Linked DNA regions of Homo sapiens: region 1 is linked to region 2. A link is a loop called in an ENCODE intact Hi-C map of the cell type or tissue named here. Cell type or tissue: heart left ventricle. All regions are shown on one strand. Each heading gives the region's core, and the rest is flanking DNA. Links, peaks and the distances in the headings are about the cores only. Region 1 holds the start of CFAP46 (cilia and flagella associated protein 46). Region 2 overlaps ADGRA1 (adhesion G protein-coupled receptor A1).

What was found. A loop is a pair of places that touch in the nucleus more often than their neighbours do. Peaks named below come from ENCODE experiments on the same cell type or tissue, not always from the same donor. Only the 100,000 strongest peaks of a DNase experiment are listed, where the experiment ranks them.
Region 1: it touches region 2 in a loop (8-fold over the local background); 53 of 110 quality-filtered maps call a loop at or near these places.

What each region holds. Positions count from the first base shown.
Region 1 is chr10:132,938,371-132,943,730 of GRCh38, forward strand. CFAP46 (cilia and flagella associated protein 46) reads right to left here and starts at 4,200. Exons shown (of 58, transcript NM_001200049.3): 1 at 4,066-4,200; 2 at 3,610-3,734; 3 at 3,221-3,352; 4 at 2,626-2,690; 5 at 219-383. The coding sequence starts at 4,114. LOC105378572 (a long non-coding RNA gene) reads left to right here and starts at 4,997. Exons shown (of 3, transcript XR_007062348.1): 1 at 4,997-5,360. RefSeq lists enhancers at 1-716, 3,513-4,096, 4,097-4,680. In heart left ventricle, for the core only: CTCF peaks have their summits at 492 (motif pointing right) and 2,115 (motif pointing right); DNase peaks (open chromatin) are centred at 481, 2,141, 4,211, 4,881 and 1 weaker place; H3K4me3 peaks cover 1,281 bases; H3K27me3 peaks cover 2,645 bases.
Region 2 is chr10:133,121,980-133,127,339 of GRCh38, forward strand. It overlaps ADGRA1 (adhesion G protein-coupled receptor A1), which reads left to right. Exons shown (of 7, transcript NM_001083909.3): 6 at 5,254-5,352. Among named protein-coding and RNA genes, the nearest start is that of KNDC1, 36 kb to the right of the region's middle. RefSeq lists an enhancer at 4,833-5,360. In heart left ventricle, for the core only: a CTCF peak has its summit at 2,963 (motif pointing left); DNase peaks (open chromatin) are centred at 1,242, 2,902 and 4,762; H3K27me3 peaks cover 3,663 bases.

The DNA of each region.
Region 1 (5,360 bases), core at 74-5,073, 180 kb before region 2:
ATAACCTCATAACCAGGGCACGGCAAATGTCATCTACAGATTTTGGAAACGACCTTCGGACAAGACACACAGAAACTTGTGACTGTGGGAGAGAACGCACATGGAGTGTGCCCCAGTGATGTGGAACTCCCGTCCCCCCCCCGGAGAAGGGGTGGTGGCCTCAGAGCCAGAGGGCGGCCCACCGGGAGGCCACAGAGGGCACGGCGAGCTCAACTCACAGCATCAGCTCAGCACGCCACTCCTTGTCTTCCTCCTCAGTCTGACTCAGCACGTTTATGATTTGGGAAAGGCTGGGGATCAGATGGTGACGATATCCAGGCTTGAGGAACGGCCTCACCATCTGCCAGTAGAGGACTGATGCATTGTACACCAAAAAGTAGTACCTGCGGCGCGAGCAGAGGAAGCAGAGAGCACGCTCAAAGCCCAGCCGGCCCAAGCTGCAGAACCAAGGGGCCGCTGTGTCTCCGGAGCCCCTCCCAGGAGGGGCCTCAGGTCCTCTCCAGCAGATGGCAGCAGCCCCACCTGAGAAGCTTTGGCCCAGCCTGCAGGAGCACCAGGATGCAGAGCCCTTCCCTGGGACAGCCTTGGGCGACCCTGCGTCCGACGTGCCATGGCTCCAGCGCAGGCCCGGCTGTGATGACCCGGCCACAGGCTCCCGAGTCCAGACCAGGGCCTTCTTCATCAATTATTCCACAAACTGATCGGCCCCCTCCCATGAAAATACACCACTGGGCAAGGCCTCCTCTGACTCTCAAGGGATAGACAAGAATGGGCAAGGACAGAGGGAATCAAGGAAGGCTTCCTGGAGGAGGTTACATGCCTGCTGTGACCTGAAAGATGTCAGGAGGCAGCCAAGACAGTAGTAGAGGAAAAGAAGGTCAGGAAGATGGAGGAGAAGGGAGGAACCTTTGGGAAACAAAGTTCCCGTCTGCCAGCATAGAGTGTGAAGTGGAGGAGGGTGGGCTGGAAGAGTGAGCAGAGACCCCTCTCAGGGGTCTGGGCCTCTCCCTGGGCAGCAGGGAGCATTGCAGGGACTGAAGTAAGGGAATCCGGGCCCATCTGCCCTTCTCACTCTAGGGCCACTCCACAGTGGGGCAGGCCAGCTCTGCCATGTAGGGCCTGTGTGCCTTGTGGTCCTGGGCCGGCCACCAGGTGGACCAGCACTGCTCAATGCCCAGGTGGGAGGAGGACACCAGGGTGGCTGTGGCAAGCCCACTCCTCTGAGTTTACTCAGAGCCACCACGTGACCCTAGGACAGGACTCATCCTGTTTCCAGGTTTTCAGGAGAGGAGCGGAGGTGCGGGGTGTCCTGACCAGACGGTCACGCCTGCTTGAGTCAGAGGGGTCATCATGGGACTCCAGCGGCCTGCTGCGTCTCCCTGAGTGCTGCGTCTCCCTGAGTGCTGCGTCTCGAAAGGAACCCGTCTCCTCCCTGTAAGTGGCTCTCCCCAAATTCCCACTGTGGCCTCCACATGCCCGTGGTTGGGCTCACAGTCTCCTGTCCCACTGACACTGCCCTGGACAAGCCAGCGCTGCCCTCTCTCTCCACACAACCTGGACCCTTCCCAAAGATGGTCCTGACCTCTGGCAAGGCTCTGTCACCCCCTGACCCGTCCACAGTGCCCCTGAGGGCCCTGGAGCAGAGCAGCCTCCTTCCCATGGTACCCACCACTCCCGCGTCACAGCACCCTTGGAAATACCCCTTGTCTTTAGAATCTGTGGCTTGAGGTGGGGCCTCCCCGTCCCTGTCCCCATGCAGAGAGGATCTGTGGGGCTGGGCCCTACATCCCCAGCACTTGCAACAGGGTGTGACCAGAGAAGGCCACCAGCAGACAAGCAGGCCGATGTGGGTAGAACAGACCAGGGAACCCACAGCTTCTATTTAAATATCCTCCAAACATTGTATCCTATTTGAATATGTGATATATGTTCAAGCAAATATGCTTGAAACTGTCAAGCTTGCACAAAACTGATTTGAATAGGATATGAATCAGTTTTGTGCAAGCTTAACAGTTTGAAGCATGATATTTGTTTTTGTGCAGAAAGCACTGATTTTGTAGAAAGTGCTGGAGTCGCCTCCGCAGGGACAGCGGCCTTGGCCAAGTTGTCCGCTAGGGAGCAGCAAAGGCACGCTGGGCCGAAGAAGGAACCGTGGGGAAGGAGAAGGCGCCCTGGGGGTGCGCCCGGGGAGGCCCTGGAGAAAACAGACTCTTTTTTTTTTTTTATTGATACAGAGTCTCGCTGTCATCCAGGCTGGAGTGCAGTGGCGTGATCTGGGCTCACTGCAACCTCCGCCTCCCGAGTTCAAGTGATTCTCCTGCCTCAGCCTCCCCAGCAGTTGGGATTACAGGCATGTGCCACCACGCCCGGCAGAAAACAGACTCTTCACAGCCATCTAAAATCACGAAAACCGCCGAGTGCAAAAGAGGCTGTTACTCGGAATTCGGCATGAATGTGGCCTGTCCACACGCTGACGAGATGAGGGAGTGATCACACGTGCATGAAAATCACAGACCACAAACGAGGGGAAACCCCACAGTTCAAATAAATACACCCACTTGATAAGTTCTGGCTCTGAAGTCTTTCACCCAGTCAGTGAGAAACGGCCACTTCAATTTTGCCTACCTCGGTTCTCCTTTGGCAAAGTTTATGGCCTTCATGTACTCAGTCACGCAATTTTCAAATTCCTCCTAAGGCAACATAAAGAAGCACAATTAGACCGAAATACTGACCCCTGCTCACTGCCCCATCTGCGGATGCCACGGCTCCCTCACGGTTGGCCTGGTACCCCCTGTGTGTCACCTGTGTATCCACAGGTGACGGTGTGGCAGACACAGCCTGAGTGTCGTGGCGAGGTCCTGGACCTGCACCCGGGTTCCCGTCCCGCAGACACAGCGAGGCAGCAGAAACCGCAGTGCCTGTGCTCCAGCACGCCCGCCCCACCCCAGCTCCCCTGTGCCCACTCGGGGCAGCTGCAGGCGCAGATGCCACAGAGACCACGCTGCTACGAGGCAAAGGTCCAGGGGTCCTGTGTGTCAGATATCACCACTTGAGCAAAAAGCATGGACAGGAAATGGTGCAAGTTTCGTGTCACTCTGGAAAGGAATTCCTTCACTCTACTACCCTAAGAACGATTTTAAGCCTGGTCTAGCCTGGCATTGCTCTGGAGATGGGGTGAAAATTGAACTGTTGGGGATAAGGGGCACAGGACGCCTCTCACCAGGTTTTCTGCCGACTTCGGGGCACACATCTGGGCCCTGCACAGGTGCGCTCGGCCCAGAAACTGGGTGATGGGCGCCTTCACCTTGAAGTACATTTGGATGCAGTCCTCGCTCACCTCTGGCTGCCTCATCTGCAAGAGAACACCACCACAGAAGATCACAGACCCGGAGGGGTGGCCTCCCTGCCCAGAAGCACCACGGGCCCGCTTTCAGAACAGGCCCCCAGCACAGGTGGAGCCTGTTTCCAGCCCCATCCTCCATCCTGGCCCCTTGACTGCCCGGCCAGGAGCTGCCTCTCCCCAGCCCCACTCTGCATCCGCTGCACACCCAGAGGCCCTCCCTCTCCCTGTCAAAGCTGCCCTGACCGAGGATCCCGGGAACTAGTTACCTTCAGGGCCTGCTCTGCACACAGAACAAACAGGTCTGGGCTGAAGCTCTCTGAGGGGTCAAACTCCGATTTCCCTAGGTTGGCCGATTTGATCAACTCGTAGGCCTTCTTCAAGGACGCAGCATCTGTCCCAAACGGGTGGTTGAGGAAGGTTTGGTCACTGGGCTGGGAGAAGTGAGCCGGGCAACGCCATCCCGAAGGCCCCAGGCAGCCGCCTTGGGCCCCCGGGCCACAGCCACCGTCAGAACCTGTCGCCGCCAGGGAGCAGCGGTGTGGGCGCCTTCCTGTACGTTTGCTCTGGTCAGACGATCGGGAGGTGGGGGCTCCGGCTGTGGCCCTCGAGGGATCACCCATTGGGCGGGCTGGGATGAGAGGGTCCGGGGCCTCCCCGGGGCGGGGGTCGTGGCGGGTCCCGGGGCCTCCCCGGGGCGGGGGTCGTGGCGGGCCTGGGGTCACCTTGCTGGCTCTCGGCGCGGGCCAGCTCCTGCGTGATGACCAGGTCCATGGCGCCGGCGCCCTGCTCGTCCGCTCTCTCCGGGGTCCGCGGTGCGTCCTGCCGCCCACTGTCGGTTGGGTTCTCCAGCCGCGAGGACCCGGCCACGGTTGCCTGGAGACCGAAAGGGACGCGGACGCGGGGCTACGGGTCGGCGGCGGGGCCACACTTCGGGGAAGGCGAACAACGCCGCGCCCCCGCCCTGCCCCCCGCCAGCTCCGCGGGAGTGAGACACCAGGGCAGCGACCCCCGGCGAGGGGCGGGAAGAAGAAAGGGGAGGGAAGGCGGCGTGGGGGGACGCCGGGGGCTCCGCGCGGGCCTCCTCTCCCCGCTCAGGGCTCCTGTGTGCCCGGGTTCTGGTCCTGACCCCGGGCTCACCCTCCACCTTCCCCGGGAACTTCCGACTGCGTCCTTCGCGCCTGCGCTCGTCGGCTCATTCATTCATTCATTCATTCATTCATTCATTCATTCATTCATCCATTCAGTCAGTCAGTCAGTCAGTCAGTCAGTCATTCCTTCATTCTTTCGTTCTTTCATTCATTCCGTCATTACTTTAACAGGCGGTGATTTGCCCCTGCCACGGTGCTGGAAGTGCAGCGGGCACAGAAAGTCGCGCAGTGGAAATGCGGGCTGCGGGCGTGGATGGGGCCGCCGGGTCTGGGGACGAGCTAAGACCTGGCAGCAGGGGGTGGCCGAGGCGGGAGGAGCAGACGCAGAGCCCCGGCCCCCACGGAGAGGGTAGCAGCGCAGCCACCTGCCCCCCGGGGCTCCCCACCTCCCAGCCGGGGCTGCTTTCCGGCCGGGGTCCGGACGGCGCCTACGACCGACCCGAATTGGAGGCTTGGCGGGGCGCGCAGCCCCCGCGCGGGGAAGCCGGAGCCACTGAAGGACTTGGGTCGGCCTGGGGAGGGGAGGGCCCGGGACTCACCCCGGGGTGGGCACACTAGGGGAGCTCTAGGGGAGGCCCACCTGGGGTAGGCCCACCTGGGAGAGGACCCCCTGGGAGAGGCCCACCCACGAGAGTCCCACGTGGGAGAGTGGAATTCCACCCGGGAGAGGCCCACCTGGGAGAGGACCCCCTGAGAGAGGACCGCCTGGGAGAGGCCCACCTGGGAGAGTGGAATTCCACCCGGGAGAGGCCCACCTGGGAGAGGACCCCCTGAGAGAGGACCGCCTGGGAGAGGCCCACCTGGGAGAGTGGAATTCCACCCAGGAGAGGCCCACCTGGGAGAGAACCCCCTGAGAGAGGACCGCCTGG
Region 2 (5,360 bases), core at 187-5,186:
TGTGTGCCTGTGTGTGTGATGGGTGCCAGTGTGTGTGTGGTATGTGTGTTCCAGTGTGTGAGAGTGGGGGGGCATGTACGTGTGGAAGTGTCATGCAAGCATACGTGTGTGCACGTGTGAGCATGCGCGTGGTGTAAGGAGAGGCGCAGCATGGAGGCAGAGGCAGTGCTGCTCACCTGAGCCCAGGGACACAGTGTTGGTCTCAGAAGGGCTGCCCTGGGTGGCACCTGGGCCCAGGACCTTTTCGCTCAGGCTGTGATGGTGCCACTGCAACCGGTGAGAGGTGTGCAGCATCAGCCATGGCGGGAACAGAGCCGTGGCAGGACCACACCTGCAGTCTGCGTCCTCGCCCCGTTTCCCCGTGTCCCAGCGTGTGCTGATTCCGACCATCAGCTCCAACCAGCAGCGGGCTAGTGTGCCAGGAGGGATCACAGAGCCGGCAGCACTCAGGCTGGGCACGGGGCCGAGGGGCTAATGGGCGAGGGGCTGGGCAGGGTCAGCTGCAGGTGCCCCCTCTACTGCGAAGCTCCACCTGCACCACAGGCCTGTTTCTTGTCTCTTTCTTCTTTTCTTTCCTTTCCTTTTAAAAATACTTTCTAGATTTAATCATTTTTGAGTGTGCAGTGGAACATTTAGGAAGATGCCAGACACACCAGCACCGCCCAGGAACCTGCTGTCTTGGCCGGACACACCAGCACAGCCAGGAAACTGTGGTCACGACCCGCGGGGCAGAAGCGAGAACCTTGGGGCCGGCCCCACCCCTGGCCGTGCCTCCCTGGCCTGGCCCTGGGGCCTCCTTGTCTTTCCTCCCGGTTCACCAGCCAGGCACACGCATCCCCAGGCACACGCGTCCCCAGGCACACGCGTCCCCAGGCACACGCGTCCCCAGGCTGCACTGGCTTCGAGCTGTGTGTTCCTGGAGTTGTTGTCTCACCTGGTTTCATAGCAGATTTCTCTGATTTCTTTCCCTGCACGTGTTTCTTTAAGGCCCATCCTGTAACCGTCGGTAGCTGGGGCTCCCCATGTCCATGGCTGCACGGGACCCGCTTCTGGCGAGACCACGGGGCTTTATCCCTTTATCCCTCCTGCCGACTGTGGCACGTTGGTCTCCGAGGGCTCAGGTGGTCTGCAGGCTCGTCCCACCCATGCGGGGCTCAGCTCTAAGCCTGCTAACTCCTCACAAGCCCATCCCTGGCAGGGGCCCCGCGAGTCCCTCTGCGCCCGTCCCTCTGCGCCCGTCTGTGAGCATTGCTGGCTGCGCCGTCCTCTCTTGCCTCTGTGAAGCGTGTGCAGGTCTCTTCCGCTCTCTTCTGGGCCGCCCACTCTTCCTCACTGACGGGCAGGAGCCTGTGTTTGTTCCTCACATCAGCCCGAGCGGCAGAGACTTTCCCTTTCGCTGAGTCAGCTTTGGAACCCAAAGTCTGTGATACTGGGGTGCCTCGTGCTTCTAGGGATGGTTTAAGGTACCCGTCCTCATGCCACATCCACACCATGTCTCCTCCACGAGGCTCCCCAGTCACCCCCTGTGAGCAGCAGCACGCCCGTCCTGTAACTGTGTGTAGCTGGGGTTCACCGCACAGCTGGGGCCGCACCGCCTTCCCGTGGCTGCTGTGGCCACGGTGAAAGCTCAGTGGCCTAAAGCAACTCAGGGGGATCATCCGACAGTCGAGAGGCCGTAAGGTCCGAAATGGGCCCCGCTGGGCCGACGTCGAGTTGTGGGGAGGACTGCCTCCCTCCCCCCCCCCGGCACCTTCTGGGGCTGCCTCGGCCACCGTCACTCCTGGGCTTGGGGCCTCCTCCACCCTGAAAGCCAGCAGCCCTGCGTCCTCTCTCCACTGGGATCTCTGCCCTCCCTTTTAAGAGGACGCCGGTGATGTCAGTACAGCCAAACAACCCAGGGCAGTCTCCACCATTCACCGCCACTCACTTAACCCCATGTGCAAGGTCCCTCTTGACGCGTGAGGTGAAACCTTCACTGGTTTCAGGGAAGAGAACGTGGATGTCTGGGGGTGTTACTCAGCCGACATAGGACCGAGCTCTTGTTCTCCTGTGCGATGCTCATCTACCTGCCCCGGCACTGATGGCCGCTCCTCCCTCACTTGGCACTGGGTCACGTGGTGATGCACTCAGGGCTGGTCCCAGGCTCTGCACCCTCCCCGGCCAGCCCACCCTCTTGGGCTCTGCACCCTCCCCGGCCAGGCCACCCTCTTGGGCTCTGCACCCTCCCCGGCTCTGCAACCTCCCCGGCCAAGCCACCCTCTTGGGCTCTGCACCCTCCCCGGCTCTGCACCCTCCCTGGCCAGGCCACCTTCCCCGGGCTCTGAGCAATGTGCTCTGCCGTGAGTCAGCTCCCGCTTTGCCCCTCCGGACACCTCTGGGTCGGGTTCATAGCTCCCAAGGGGAAGCTGTTAGGATTTCACCGAGATTCAGATCCGCCCTCCCTTTCTAGAAACCTTCCCCCAAAGGCAGTGGTTGGCCTGACTCGCGGAAATCACGTAACCCGGAGATGTCCCAGCGAGTGGCCCTGGCGTGCGAGCCGCTGCCCCAACGCTGGGCACCTGGGCACAGAGGGGTGGGGTGGCCATTCCCCGACGCCCAGAGTCTGCCTGGGGCTTAGACGGGATTCGACGTAACAGAAGATGACGCTTGAGTGACAGATTCGTCAGCGCCCAGAGGAGGAGGACAAGCTGGACCCCTACCCTGGTTGGGGCTTGGAGCCATAGGAGAGGGTGTTCCCAGCTGCCAGACGGGCGGGAACAACTCCCCGGACACCGGTGGGCCGAGGCTGTTGCGAGGGGCCCACGTCAGGCGGTGGATGGTGGATGCTGGACCCAGCGGAGCACCCCCTTCCCCCGGCCCCGGCCCCGGCCCCGGCCCCGCGCCTGCACGTCCACGGCGGTGACTGCCCAGCGGCGGCGGCGAGAAAAGCGGCGGCCTCCCGCGCCCTCTGCCGGCTCACCGGGAAGGAGCCCGGAGCCGGTGGTGCGCCGTGGGTCCGTCCTGCACCACTCCTGTGTGCTGTGGGTCCATCCTGGACACTTCTGCGTCCCCTGGGCCCCTCTATCTCCCTGTCTTATCGTCTACTTTGCCGGGCATCCGTGTAGCCGCTGTAGCTCTCTTAATCTCACAGTTGGCACTGCATGGCCTTTTCCATCCAGTTACTTTCAACCTACTTGTGTCTTATACTCAAAGTGTTTCTATTCTAGTCACCATGTTCCAGAAGCTTACTATCTATTCTGACAACCTCTGCCTTTGGATCGGAGCTTTTAGCTTGTTAAAATTAATTGGAATTTTGATCTGGTTGGATTTAGTCTACATTTTACTGTTTGTTTTCCGTTTTTACCACTTTAAGTGATTGTTTTGCTCTTTGGAATTCTTCCATTTCTCCTTTACTTCCTTCTTTTGGATTATTTTAATATTTTTAAAAAATTTGTTTTAATGTTTTTGTTTGTTTGTTTGTTTGAGACGGAGTCTCGTTCTGTCGCCCAGGCTGGAGTGCAGTGGCGCGATCTCGGCTCACTGCAAACCCCGCCTCCTGGGTTCACGCCATTCTCCTGTCTCAGCCTCCCGAGTAGCTGGGACTACAGGCGCCCGCCACCACGCCCGGCTAATTTTTTTTTTTGTATTTTTTAGTACAGACGGGGTTTCACTGTGTTAGCCAGGATGGTCTCGGTCTCCTGACCTCGTGATCTGCCCACCTCAGCCTCTCAAAGAGCAGGGATTACAGGCGTGAGCCACCGTGCCCTGCCTAGTTTTTACCTAGTTTCTTATGGTTGCTCTAATGGATTAAAATCCGCAACCTTTCCACAGCCTATGTAGAGTAAAATTGTTCTCTTCATATAACATATTTACAGAAAACTTGAGACTATATAGGACCGTTTCCTGCCTCCCACCTTTCCTCCTGCAGATGCTGGGCAGAGCACCATCCCCAGTGCCCTCCACAAGGCACTGCTAAAGTTCTCTCTTTAAACAGTCATTGAAAGAGGGAGGAAATTAAGAAGGGGGAGACAAATCTTTTCTATTTATCCTTCAGCGTTTCTGGTGTTTCTCCTTCCTTCCGCACAGTCCAAGTCCCCCCAAGCAGCCCAGGGGCTTCCTGCTGTTCTGGTGAAGTCCGCAGCACGGACCCTCGGCCCAAGGCCCACCGTGCAGGTCTGGTTGGGGTTTTCCACAGGTGCGGTGCCTGCAGGAGTGTCTACTCTCCCTCCACCCTGAAGAATTTCATCTAACATGTCCTGAAGTACAGGTCGATACACGGAAAATGCTGTTAGTTTTATTTTTATCAGAAAGTATCTTTATTTCATCTTTATTCTTGAAGGATATCTTCTTGGGATATAGAGTCTGGGAAGCACAGGTTTCCTAGGGAGTCCCTGAGAACTACCAGACACAGGCCACCCCCTCCCACCACTGCACCTTGGAGCCCACTGAACGTGTGGGGCAGGGGTCTGTGGCCAACCCAGGTGTTCGCAGGAGCCGGGGAGACAGCGTCCATGGGGGATGGTCTCTGAGCCGGCCCCTAGGTCACCCATGCTCCGTAGGGGTGGCAGCCAGGGGTTGTCTCATGGGTCCGGGTGGGGGCTGGAGGCGGTGAGCAAGTGCACCCGGTCCGGGACACGCTGCATCCCGCTTGGATCCCTGGGCGCCCTCAGCACCGTTGCCAGGCCCTGCAGAGGGGAAGGTCAGCCCCTGCCCTGGGCTCGGGCTGTGCCTGTCAGGATGAGACTCTGCCCCTCCAAGGCGGGGTTCCTCGGTCTGACAGGGAGCAGATACTTCGGCCCTCCGACCTTCTTCCCCTGAGGCTGAGCGGGGCCTTAAAACTGTTTAAAACGGGGCACTGCTGGTCACTGGCCACGCACTACCCGCGGGGAGGGGCCATGACCTGGGGACCCGGTGGGACGCACAGCTCCCTGTGTGACCCCACGCTGCCCCGGGGAGCAGTCCCGCCTGTAGCCAGGGGCTCCCTGCAGTTGCAGAGAAGTCCGCAGCCAACGGAGCTCTCCCGGGGCCCACCCGTGAAAGGACCTGGTCAGGGCCCTCTCCAGGCGCAGAGGCCCGCGGGAGGCCAGCGAGGCCGGCACTGGCTGCTCGGTCAGTGGTCGGGGGTCGGGGGTCGGGGGTCGGGGTTCTTGGTCTCCTCCTGCTCCGCCCGCACCCGCTGCTCTCCCTTGCCCCGCGGAGTGGGGGAGGGACAGCGCTGACCCCGGAGGATGCAGGCGGCGTCTGCAAGGGGGTCAACGCCTTCCTCCCCGGCAGGTTTTACCTCGTCAGCGGAGGGGTCCCCTTTATCATCTGTGGGGTCACGGCTGCCACGAACATCAGGAATTACGGGACAGAGGACGAGGACACGGCGTAGTGAGTAC